2 separate regions of the Homo sapiens genome follow, and region 1 is linked to region 2. Evidence: chromatin contacts called from ENCODE Hi-C or POLR2A ChIA-PET data. All regions are on one chromosome and are shown on one strand. The core of a region is the stretch at or near the end of the contact, and the rest is flanking DNA. Distances in the headings are between cores, read along the strand shown. Region 1 overlaps ZNF521 (zinc finger protein 521). Region 2 overlaps ZNF521 (zinc finger protein 521).

Region 1 (6,236 bases), core at 2,471-4,970, 150 kb after region 2:
AGGACTAGAAAATAATGAGCAAAGCAAGAAGCAATCTCAAACACACGTGAGGAAATTATGCTTGATGTAAACCTACTTTGATCCTGTTATTGTCATTCAACACAAATACTAAATGAGAGAGGAAATGTCCTCCTCATTCCTGCACACAGAAGGCAAGTGGGAGGGTCTTGCTTTCTAACTAAAGTACAACTTTGGCCCAAATTAAGTTTGCTGACCCAAATCACAAGTCAAGAAGTTTGTTCCATAGAATGCATGTGCTGGAAATGTAGACTGTGGAAAACAGTAAAAGTTTAAGAATGACTTACTCTACATAGTAACAATCAATCACAGCTAACAGTCATTGAACACTATGTTCTAAACTCACACTGTGTCTGACATGCATAATCTCCTTTACTCCTTAAGGGAACCCTAAGAGAAGGGGACTATTAGTAGCTCCATTTTACAGATACAGAAGCACAAAGAGTTAGTTAAGCAACTTCCCCAAATCACGTGACTATTAAAAGGTGGAGCTAGAAATTGCGCTCAGGCAATGTGACTTGCCTTCCATGAATGCGATGAAACACAATCTTACCAAAAGACTTTAGGAGGTTTCTGACTGTCCAGTGCAGTTTAGAGTATCTTACCAGGCAAGTGGCTAGAATAAAGCATGCGGTCAAAAATAACGGAAGGAATCACAGGCGGTACTTCATCAGCATTTACTAGAATCCTGCTGGCCTAAAACTGGCAGAAAAAAAAAAATCCTCTCATATTCTAGGCAAAGCTTTTTGCCTTTTGTTCAAAATAGGATCCTGTTTTTCAGACTCTTGAAAATACTCTTTGCACCCTTCCTGAGAAAAGGATTAATTTTGTTAGGAAGTTGCCACTCGTTTATAATTATAGGAAAATTCTGTTTAAGAATCCAAGGGTTCCAAAAAACAACTCCTCTGCTCCATTTCCTAAACTTTCTACAGTTTGGAAGGTAAACTTGAGAACACAGAGCACCTATGAATATGTGTACTGGTATTTCTTCCAAAACATCCCAAAACTGTTTTGGGGGGATGAGGGGATCAGCTGCCTTTGGAGCCAGGTAGGAAGGCAGAAAGGAGGAGGGCCAGAGAGGAGTAGGGAGAAGCAGGGTGAGAAACATGCACATCGGAACCACTGGAAAGCCAGGCGGCTTGTGACCAGTGCGTCGGGCCACTAGACCAGGGAGCAAAGTGCAGGCTAGTCCTTCACACCCAAGCCTTAGGGGAGGCAGCACCCGGTGTCAGAATAACATAGTTCAGTGTTTGGAAAGAGGAAGTCTGCAGAGCGGCACTCCATCCGGCTGGCCAAGTATACAGGTAATAAAGTGTGAGCTTGCACATGGAGGGGGCGGTGCATGGTGGGGACAGGGAAATGAAAGGCAATGTGGATGTGCCAAAAACAATATTCCATCCCCACTGTGACAGGGCATCAGAGGGATCTTTTTGAAAGGACTAGTCAGAAGCCCAAAAAAATTAAGTTAAATTATATACAAAATGCCACACCTAAAAAGAAATATTATTTTAGTAAAAAATCCTACTGCTTTTTTTTCCCCCCTTTAGGCCTTTACCAGGGACACCTGCAAATAAGAAAAACAAAACAAAAAAATCCAGCAAGAATAAAGCACTTTCCAGACTGACAAGGACAGCAAAGAACACAGAAGATTTCTAAGTGAAAGGCACCACGTGGAGTAGAGATAAAAGAGCTTTTAAAATTTTTAGGGAGCCAGATTCAAGTGTTTCAGTGAATCCTTAAAGTGCTTAAGTACAAAATGCTTTCCTCCAATGCATTAAACCTACAGAGAATGACTTTAACCACAGCGTGCCTGCTTTGTGCAGGAAGCAGCTGGTACCTCTTTCTGTGTAATGGATGGGACAAGCACTCTATCCAAGGAAAGTACAACCAAAATCTCACAGGAGTGTTGGCATGAGCCTCTAACACATATCAACAAGCACCTCCACTCACTATCTTTTTTCTCAGCAAAGAGCTTCCACCAGGCCCCTCACTTTGAAAAGTTGCCTCCTTCTGTCTAAGGAAGAATTTCACCTCAGTCACCTGGTTTTGCACATCATACATTCCCACTCTTGCCTCTCCTACTCATGAGGATTGCTGTGCTCTAAGCTTAACCCTTGAATTTGCCAGCACTTAGCAAGAGTCAAAATCAGAGCCTAATTCAGGGGCTCTTCCCTGGTCTCTGGTCCAACATACGCTAATTAAAAGCTGAGGTCGGTCTCCAATTACTGGACCACAATAAATATGTCTATAAAACCTTCACAGGATTTTGCTGTATCAGCAAGAACATTAGTTTAAAAACACCAACTATACCCCCTCCAAGTTTATGTGTCTGCATTAAGTATAATTAATTTCATTGTCTTGATGTTTCACCAGAAAGCTTTCCAGAAAAATCCAAGAATATTATTCAATAGCTGAACATAAACTTAAATGGAAAATAGAAAATAATGTGCTGCTGGAAATCGTAAATTTGGGTAAATCTGAAAACATCTGACCCTTTTTAACTTCAAAAGCAAAAGATCTGAATACCCCCATCATCATTGACGGGAGTTTAAAACCTTATTATAATTTGCCAAATTCCAAAAGAGTTGGTGTTTTAATCCCTCACCACTTTTAAACGGAATCAGTTGAAGAAAAAAAATCAATGTCTGGAGACAGCTCTATGAATGTAGCCACACCTAAAAAACAAGCCAATACTTTCCCCCCCCCCCAAAAAAATTCATGAGCAGCAACAGCTGGAACTGTTTTACACTAGACGGCTGAGTTCTGTGAGAATGTCCTCCTTGTCTTTGTCTGCAAAGCTGAAAGAAGCTGGACTCAAAGGTAGTGTTCAGTCCCAGGAGGACCCTGAGTAAACATGAGCCTGAGCCCCCAGCTCCCTCCTGATAAGGTCAGGTGACATGGTGTCAAAAGACAGCCAAGGAAAGATCTAGAAAAGTGCACACACAAGGAGGATATTTTTCTTTCTCTTTACCAGAGATAATAAAGAACAGAAATGGACTTCAAAATTTTTTATTCACTTAAAATACAACAATGACACTCCCACCCTTGCCCTCAAGCCCTATGTATGTATGATAAACATTTACACACACACACATACACACACTAAACGCACTGCTCTAGCTATCCTTTACTTCCTGAATGAATGCACAACCGAGTCTGAAGCTTGCAGATCTACTCCAAATTGTCAAAGCAACCTGTCTTGATGAAATGTAGCAGCAGCAAAATAACAATACGTCACACAAAAAAATCAGCAAAGTCATCTCATCAGAAAGCAGCCAAAAAATACCCAAGTATTTCCAAAATCTGAGTTGAGACGAGAGCGCTGAGGGCCGGAGGAAAATTAAAAAGAGAGGCAGAGTCATAGGCATAAAGAAGTCTTCAATAAAGCAGTGAGAGTTCGAAAGGAAAGTAGCAACACCACAAGTTATGAAAAGGGGAGAGTACAAAGCATGACAGGCAGATGTAATAAAAGAAAAGCACCATAAAAAAAGAGAAAGAGATGAAGAAATATTTCCAAGTAACTGAGACAGGTACATTGGGAGTATAAAAAAAGAAACAGCTAAGCCTGGAAGGAAACAAGATGAAACTGATGATGCACCTAAAAATGAAAACAACTTTTTGCATGTAAACAAAAGAGGTTTCTAGTGAGAGAGACTACACAAACACTCATGTGCGTGCGCGCGCGCACACACACACACACACACACACAGGGAGGCATCAGGCATCTGACTATTTCAAAAGCCACATCTAAAATTTCATTAAAAAGAGCCCAGCTGCTTCCTTACCCTGACTTTGTCTTTAAGGACTTAGCTAAGCTGAAGGAGTGGCCAGAAAAGGGAAAAAAAAAAAAAACACTTCAACCCATCTCTCTCAAATTCTTTTATTTCAGCAATGCATTAAGCAATCTCCCTGCAGAGTTATTCTCTTCTTCCTGGTGTGGATAAAGCTTCCCCTGGGGAGCTCTGTAATTTCCAGCTTCTCCGAATTCAGGTATTAGTAAAGACCGCTTGGGGACACGCAACAATATAACTCTACATTTTCAGGCATTCGGAGAGAACCCCCTAAGGGTCCCAAGTTCAAATTTCTGAAATGTAGGCATTGTAAAAGGAACCTCGGGGGACTCCAGCAATAGAAATCTGCTGAATTCAAAGCATTTCCTAAGCCCTGGCAGGAGCCTTTGCTCCCACTGGAGGCTTTTTATAAAACATGTGTTGCTGACATGTTGACAGATTGCTCAGTGAAGTGTTAGGTGCATACACAGGCTGGCCATTTAGGGGGACATCAGTTTACCCTTCATCTCTACCTGAAGCACCATGTTTTATACATTACCCGAGGACAGGCAGAAAACAGACACTTTCCAACAAAGTATAGTATCACTTGGCAAAAGACAACCACCCCCTCACACGTACCTCTATCCACCACCTACAGAACTACAGACAGATTTTGTAGTTGCACTTCTCTCTCTCTCTCTCTCACACACACACACACACACACACACACACACACGTACGCGCCTGCGCGCGCACATGCACGCATGGCTATACAGAATCTCCCCAAATCACAAAAAGGTCAGAAAATAAATTAAGTGTACAGTGCAAGGCCCAGGCTTGAAATTGCCTCCATGTATCAGGACTGCCACCCTTTTGCTACACAGGCCAGAGCTCTGAGGGTATAATGAGCAAAGGAATTTTCTAATGACAGCTGACTGTTGGGAGGTAATCTGATCAAAGGCCGATATTAAATCCAACTTCTGCTCATATCAGGGTATTAGTGATGTACGACTTAATAACCCAGCAGCTCCAAAAGTGCTGCCGTGGCAACAGGATGGAAATTGGGATAATAATGTATTCATGGTGCTGGCGACCTGGGGCTGCAGTGCGCGCTCTCAGGGGAGGGCACTTCACCCTGAGCCAGACGTGTCTGGGCAAAATCACTTCACAAAGGACAGGAGTGGAATACTGAAGAGCTCTGGCACTGATGAGAGAGTCGATAAGGGGAAGAGTGGAATGAAGTGAAGGGAGGGAAGGAAAAACATTTTCAGCAGAAGAGCTTGAGTGGTGCTTCTCTGAAAAACTGATGGGGCTCAAGAAGCTCTCCCCGACAAGTACAACCAAAATGGATAATTATTAAATGAACATAAAACTACATTCTCTGCAAAGAGCTGGAGGATGAACAGCACCAGCTTGCATAAAATGACAAGATTTGCACATCAGCCATCATCAGCTTCCAGCCCTACCTACCACCATACAGAGGAGAGCCAATGTCTGCCACCAACAAAACACCCATTCTTCTCAATTGAAACAGATTTCCAATCTTAGCTACTATTTTATTCCTAAAGAAAAACAAATGTTGAGAAAAAACAAAGGTCATACAATAATCAGTCACATCTCATAGACTATATATCTCTCAGATATTAAAAATAATCTCTATTTTTTCATTTCTTGAAATAGAAGCTGAGTAACAACTAAACACCATTTGGGTAGGAGGAAAGAAAAACGGGATTTGAAGGTCTGGAAAGGGGAATCAGAAATTTAATTAAACGAAAAGGGGAGGAGGGGAAGACGCAGAGTCTAGGCCAAGGCACCTCAGCGGTTAAAAGCGTGCCCACCTAGTCTAATCTAACACAAGATCCTCGGACTCCCTGGACTGAGGAAATGAAAGCACATACAAGGGTGGTTTCAATTCCAAATATCTTTTGCAAATTACATCATATGGGACTTATATTTGCTGAAGACATCTTTAGAATATCAGTGAATACTCCAAAAGAAAATTCATGGACCAGACATGGACTTTGGGGACAGGAGAAGAAAATGGCCCATTTTTCTTATCTAGCTTAAAATACCTTCTTTGCTATAAGGAAAATGCTTCTCTGTAACTAATACAGAATATCCTCAAAGAACAAAGAGACCAAACATACCAAGCAAACTTGGTAAAAACGTGGCCTCAAGAAACACTCCTGGGGGGCCTGGTCGGCTTCTCTTCTGAGGAAACTGACTCCGTAATCATTCTGACATGCAACTGAGGAGAGAGCAGCAAATCCTAATTTCTTATTCTTGCAGCGCTTAATGCCAACAACGTACATATTGTACTCTTAAGCGCTCTTCCTGCCTTTCCTAGTATTACAGATAATTTGCTAGTTTCAGAGTGTACTTATTACAGGACTGTCAGAGGAGTTTTTGTTTCAACAACACGTTAACTTTACTGCACTTATAAAAAAC
Region 2 (5,882 bases), core at 1,171-3,670:
AAGACTTCTGGAACCATCCCACAGTCTCCACACATCCCTGTGGCCAAAGGAAGCTTAAGGAGGAAACTGTTCTAGATCTTTTGATGTAATGGCGCTGCAGTCACCAGGTGTGAGGCAACATGAGATTTGCAGAATATAACCACCATAGCTACTGCTCAGTTAGATCGATGGCCTATAATTACCTGGGAATTACTTGGACACAAATCAATGGTGTATTGTGTCCCATTCCTAATGAGCAGGGTAACTTTTGCCTGGTCTGTGAACATTATGATAAAGACAATATTCCCATCTGCTTACTCTGCCTTCTACTACCTGCCCAAACTGCATCTGATGTAGCCCAGCAAGACTGGGGATGTGGGAAGCGGACTTCAGACAGCAAGGAATTGGGGGTGATGTGTTCCAACTCCAAAACAATTTTTATTGCAGCGGTTGCAGCTTTTCACTCCATCCCAATCTGGACTAAGACTGACATCTCTGAGATAAAAGGCTCCATTAGATGTCTTCAGTTTGGCCAGCCTCCTCCCCTGGCCACGCCCCAAGGGATCCAGGCACATTCTGATGACATCCATCAAGCTCATGATTCCAGCTCAACACTTTGCAGCAATTTCTCCATCTTCCAGCTACCACAAAAAGAGGGGTGGGAGGAGAAGATCCAAGCAAGTGGTGGGGAGGGGGTGCTTAGTGCTATTTGATCAAACACAGAATGTACGGCCCCATAACTAAGCTGCCACAAACACACCACTCTATCCTGTAATACTTCTTAAAAGTAAAGGAACTGAGCTGGAGTCCTGCTGGATTTCCCTTAGCAACTTGACAGGAGCCCACAAGGTCAGCTAGCAGGAAGCGTAGAAAATTATACAGTGGGGAATTATCAGCTAAATTATTTCACTATACTCAGGATTTTTACTGTTCTTGCCAAGACAGTGGCCTCTTGCTACCCAGATTAGAAACATGAATAAAAGGACAAGAATGACAAAAGGAGGGGGAAAGAAAAGAGAAACATTTTAAATGGCTTCTTTACCTTATTTTATATATGTACACATACATACATGTATATGTATACGTGTGTGTGTGTGTGTGTGTGTGTGTGTGTGTATGTCTTTGTTTTGTTTTAATGCAACTCCTTGAGGCTACTGCCCAGAAATCCAACCTGCTTGTTTTCCTTCTCTGGCCATAATGTTTCTTTTCCTTTTTGTTTGGGTTGGAAGGATGATGGGGGTTGGGCTGGAGACGGCTCCATGACCAGGTTTGCTACACAAGCCACAGCAGCAGGAGCAAGCATGATTTATCAATTAACAGGTAATGAAAAAAATTCTCTGCAATTAAAGATATGATTTTGCTCAAACAGGAAGCAGCACCATACAACTGTGTACCCCTCTGAGGAATACTCAGCTCCCGTCACTAATGTGGAGCACAGCTAATTTTAACAGAGTGTGTGTGGGCCCCTTGGGGGACTCCTTGTTGATGAAGGAATATACAGTAGGGAACCCCCAGAGGACCTAGCTGATTGGAGAGCCCCAGGAAAGGTGTAGGGAAATTACATTTCCTGTTTCTTAGGAGAGTTATTAAAGGGAAAGGCAGCTTTAATCACTGAAAGACCAGTTGCTGTATTATTTTTGATTTATATACCAAAACAATACCCTTTATTCCTTGGTTGCTTTTTAATATATATGTCAGCTTAGTCAATATTATATTTCAGTATAACATATAAACAGCTGTAAGATCTTGTTAAAAACGTGAAGGCTTTTGAAAGATTATACAAGATAAAATACATTATTGCTACTCAACAAAAAAATCAGAGAAAATTAAAGTAGACAGAAATATTCCCCTTTTTCCCTTCACATAAATCAATAAGCTATTTTGTTAAAAGAAATGCACCAAAAATTTCGTAATAATATATAAAAAAAGTTGTTGGCTTCCCAATGTTTTCTTCTTCTGGATATACAGTTTCTTTGGAAAGAAAAATTTCATTTCTATGCAATTAATGCAGAAAGTGCATAGTGATTTGTTGATATTATGTTCATGCCAATTTGTTTAAAATACTTCTATATAGTCCCTATTTTACATCAATATTTTAGTAAGCTTTGGAGATAGAGGAGTTTTCAGATCACCTAGTTCAACTCTTTCACATTTCAGGTAAGAAAACAAGAGTCAGAAAGGCTAAGTATTAAAAACACAACAATAATAACAACAATAATGTCTAACATGGGTTGGGTAATTACTGTTAGGTGCTGCTCTGAGCTCTTTGCATATGTGACCTCATTGAATTCTTTCTATAGCCCTTTGAGGTATTACTATTATTATCAATGATCAGTTTTATTGTTTTCATAGAAGGAGAGGTTCAGGTTGAGAAAGGGTGAATGACTCACCCAAGACCACGTGAGAAGGGCAGAAGCAGGGAGTGGGAAGAGGGATTCCTGACTCCAGGGACACCAGAGTTAATCACTAGGCTACGCTGTCTCTCCTGTCATGCACTGATTACAGAGGTGTGGGCACCAGACGCCAGATCCTTTGTTTTGGAGTCTAGTAATAAAACAGAAAATTATTTCATTCCATTAGATTATGTTGAAATATTCTCCGCCCCAAAAGATCACCCACAGAGCTGAATTTCAAATTGAAAGTTCCTATATGAATTTGAACTGTTAAACCAAATGGGACACCACATGTGTGTGTGAGTGAGTGTGCCGAATGTGGTTGTTGGACTGGGGGAATACAAGAGACCTTGGGAAAAACACAGGCAGGGAGGCCTGGTTCCTGCTGCTGTGCCCTCTGACCTCCCAAAAGGATCCTCCTCTGTCTCCTTGTAACCCCCAGGATGAGTCTCGCCACACCACAGTCCAGTCCAAATCCGATTACGTCTATAAAAACAAGTGTTCCATTTCTGGTGCTTTTTAAATGTAATTGAAAGACTGCGTCTTCCTAAAACAGCCAAAATCTATAACCCTTCTTGCTAATGTCCTTCCTGAAAACTCCTCTGCTTGCCAAAGCAGTGTTAAAGAACAACCACAGTGTATGGCATGAGTGCAAATAGCTTTCCTTTTAAAACACAAACCAAAATAACCTTTACAATCCAGCAGCTATAAGTGGTGGAGAAGGCTCCTTCAAACCCTGCCCCACAGTATCACCTCGGGCAAAGGTTTCTCTACTGTTAGAACTGGGATATTTGGAAGTAGGCTGCCCCTACAAGCTTTGCTCTTGTTTCTTTGGCGGATTCCTCTGACAGTTCCTAACTGTATTATCAGGATTTGTCTCGCCGGTAATGGCCAATTCATTTGTATTACCACATTTAGACCTTCCACTAAGCAGACAATCACAGGTATGAAGACTGGTCCCATGGAGTCCAGTGCAGCTGACTGATCTGACTGGCTCAGAGGAAAATGTCAGCAGGAAATCAAGTCCGTCTTCTTCATTTTTCCTGTCCAGATTCTGCACTTCCTTATGGACAAGCAGACAGACAGAGCACATGTGTGTGCACACACACTTCCTAAATCCCAGCAGTGAGCCTCAACCTCATTGGGGAAGAACTGGGACAGACATCGAGTCCAACGCCTTCATTTAACAGCTGAGGAACCAAGTCCCAGAGAAAATAAGAGACTTCCATGTGTTAGTTAGTAAGTGGCAAAGCTAGCGTTTGATCCTAAGGATGCCTAATCCTAAGGCCACCGTTCTTTATGCAGCACTGTTTTACTAAAAGCAAAAAAAGTCTTTATTAATGGGGGTGTTCAGAAACTCTCCTTCTGTAAGCCCTTGTTTAGTGACTCCATTTTACAAGCAATCAATTTCTCAGGTCTTTCTTAAGTAAGGACTTCCACACAGACATCCTCACCCACTGGGATAGGGCCTCCGCTGGTAGAACCAGACACAAAACAGTACCAAGGACTTCCTGGGAGACTGAGGAACCAGCAAGCCCAACCTTGCCCACATGCTTCATACTCTGGTCCAGTTCCAGGGCTGATACCTCCCAGGGATTCAACTGCTATGCTTTGAATACAACTGAGAATATTAAAGGCATCTACTCTCTCAGCATCTGAAAACAGAGGGTGTCAAAGACCTCAACATATTTCAAAGAACTTGTGAAGGAAAACAAATATCGGAAAGTTATTTTGAGGTTCAAAATTTTGAAAGAAAAAAGATAACCCTGAATAATATTCTAATTTTTATAGGTACAATTTGTACCTATCTTTCCATAGATGAGAGAGGTGGCACACGAGAAACGGATCATTAAACAGTAGTGTGAAACCAGGGAAATTAACCAGCTGGTGTGAAAGCCACCTCTTATTCTCTGAGAAAGAGAGTGGAGGGTGGGGGTGGGGAGGACAGAGCTCAGGAAAAGCAGGAAGAAAGGAGCTGATTTCATCGATAAAGCATTAGCTTAGAAGTCTGTGGACCATCTCAAAGCTAATGAACAGAAAATGTATGATCAAAAAATAATAGTTGCAGGTGACAGATCTTTCATACTTTTCAAATTATAATAATTTTGTCCTGGAAGAGCCTTAAAGACCATTTCATTCAATGCCCCGATTTAACATAAAAGGAAACTGAGGAACTGAGGTTGAGAGAAGAGAACTGGCTTGGCCTCATTTCCACGTATCAATTTGGTGGCAGGAGCCTGGCCTTGTGATTCCCATCCTATCTTGTGCTCTACCCACGAACACTGCCTTACTCATTCAACAGGCCACAGGGCACTGGAGGGAACTCTGTTAAGTCCAGCAAGTAAGGACATTGTACAAGATGGTTGGGTTTTAGCTGCTGGGATATTTTTCTGTGCAGAAGAAAGGCAAACTCTTTTCTATATCAAGAAGAATCTATATGCCTGTTGGGTTGTTGAGTAAGCGTTCCATGTGCCTCCACCAAGTTAGTAATGCAAAAAGACGCTGGGCACGGTGGCTCACGCCTGTAATCCCAGCACTTTGGGAGGCTGAGGTGGGTGGATGATGAAGTTGGGATTTCAAGACCAGCCTGGCCAACATGGTGAAACCCCGTCTCTACTAAAAATAAAAAAAATTAGCTGGGTGTGGTGGCAGGCACCTGTAATCCCAGCTACTCGGGAGGCTAAAGCAGGAGAATGGCTTGAACCCAGGAGGCAGAGGTTGAATCCAGGAGCTGAGATCACACCACTGCACTCTAGCCTGGGCGACAGAGCAAGACTCTGTCTCAAAAAAAAAAAAAAAAAAAAAAAAAAAAAAGACAATAAGCCTTTAAGAGCAAAGGAATCTGTAGCAAAAGACCATACAGGAAAAGTCAGTGCAGAAGAGCTGTCCCAGGGAAATATCCTGGTCTTACAGTCCACAGCCCTTGGGAAAGGTATGACACAGAAGAGAGCTGCCATCTGCTGAGTGCCTCTAGTAGAGGTGTTACAGCCCTTTTCAGGTAAGACAATCAAGGCCAGAAATGTTACCTGACCTGCCCATTATTACACACAGAGAGCCAATATTCTAGCCCAGGTCCACTCCAAAGTCCAAGTTCTTTCTTTGGAACCTAGTTTGATTCCTTCAATCTACAAGTGCTCTGTGTTAAGTAATACAGCACTAGGTCTTTGAGTGCAGTGGACTGAATGTGTATGTCTCCCTCCCAACTCATATGTTTAAATCCTATCCCTGAAGGTGGTGGTATTAGGAGGTATTAGGCCTTCAGGTTCTGAGATTGGAGCCCTCACAAATGGGATTAATGCCCTTATAAAAGAAATCCCGAATAACTTCCTTGCCCCTTCACCAAGTAAGGTACACGGAAACAAGCCACTGTCTATGAAGCAGGAAGCTGGCCCTCACCAGACACACAATCTGCAGGTGCCTTGATCTCCAACTTCTCAGCCTCCAGCACTGTGAGAAATAATTTTCTGTTGCTTATAAGCCCCTAGTTTATGGTATATAGCAGCGCAAATG

What was found. A loop is a pair of places that touch in the nucleus more often than their neighbours do. ChIA-PET counts read pairs that join two places held with the same protein, here RNA polymerase II (POLR2A). Pooled maps may share reads with other maps.
Region 1: a loop to region 2 is called in a pooled map, with 4 times the contacts of the local background. The contact joins two enhancer-like sites. A Hi-C loop is called at or near these places in 4 of 50 pooled maps. POLR2A ChIA-PET finds 5 or more read pairs at or near these places in 2 of 52 experiments (BJ and OCI-LY7).

What each region holds. Positions count from the first base shown.
Region 1 is chr18:25,281,208-25,287,443 of GRCh38, forward strand. All of the region lies in intron 3 of ZNF521 (zinc finger protein 521), which reads right to left. Among named protein-coding and RNA genes, the nearest start is that of ZNF521, 68 kb to the right of the region's middle. RefSeq lists an enhancer at 3,582-5,286. Within about 2 kb of position 3,721, at least 4 of the 41 ENCODE cell types and tissues checked have a DNase peak (open chromatin) inside an H3K27ac peak, as active enhancers do.
Region 2 is chr18:25,134,217-25,140,098 of GRCh38, forward strand. All of the region lies in intron 5 of ZNF521 (zinc finger protein 521), which reads right to left. Among named protein-coding and RNA genes, the nearest start is that of LINC01894, 150 kb to the left of the region's middle. Within about 2 kb of position 2,421, at least 2 of the 41 ENCODE cell types and tissues checked have a DNase peak (open chromatin) inside an H3K27ac peak, as active enhancers do.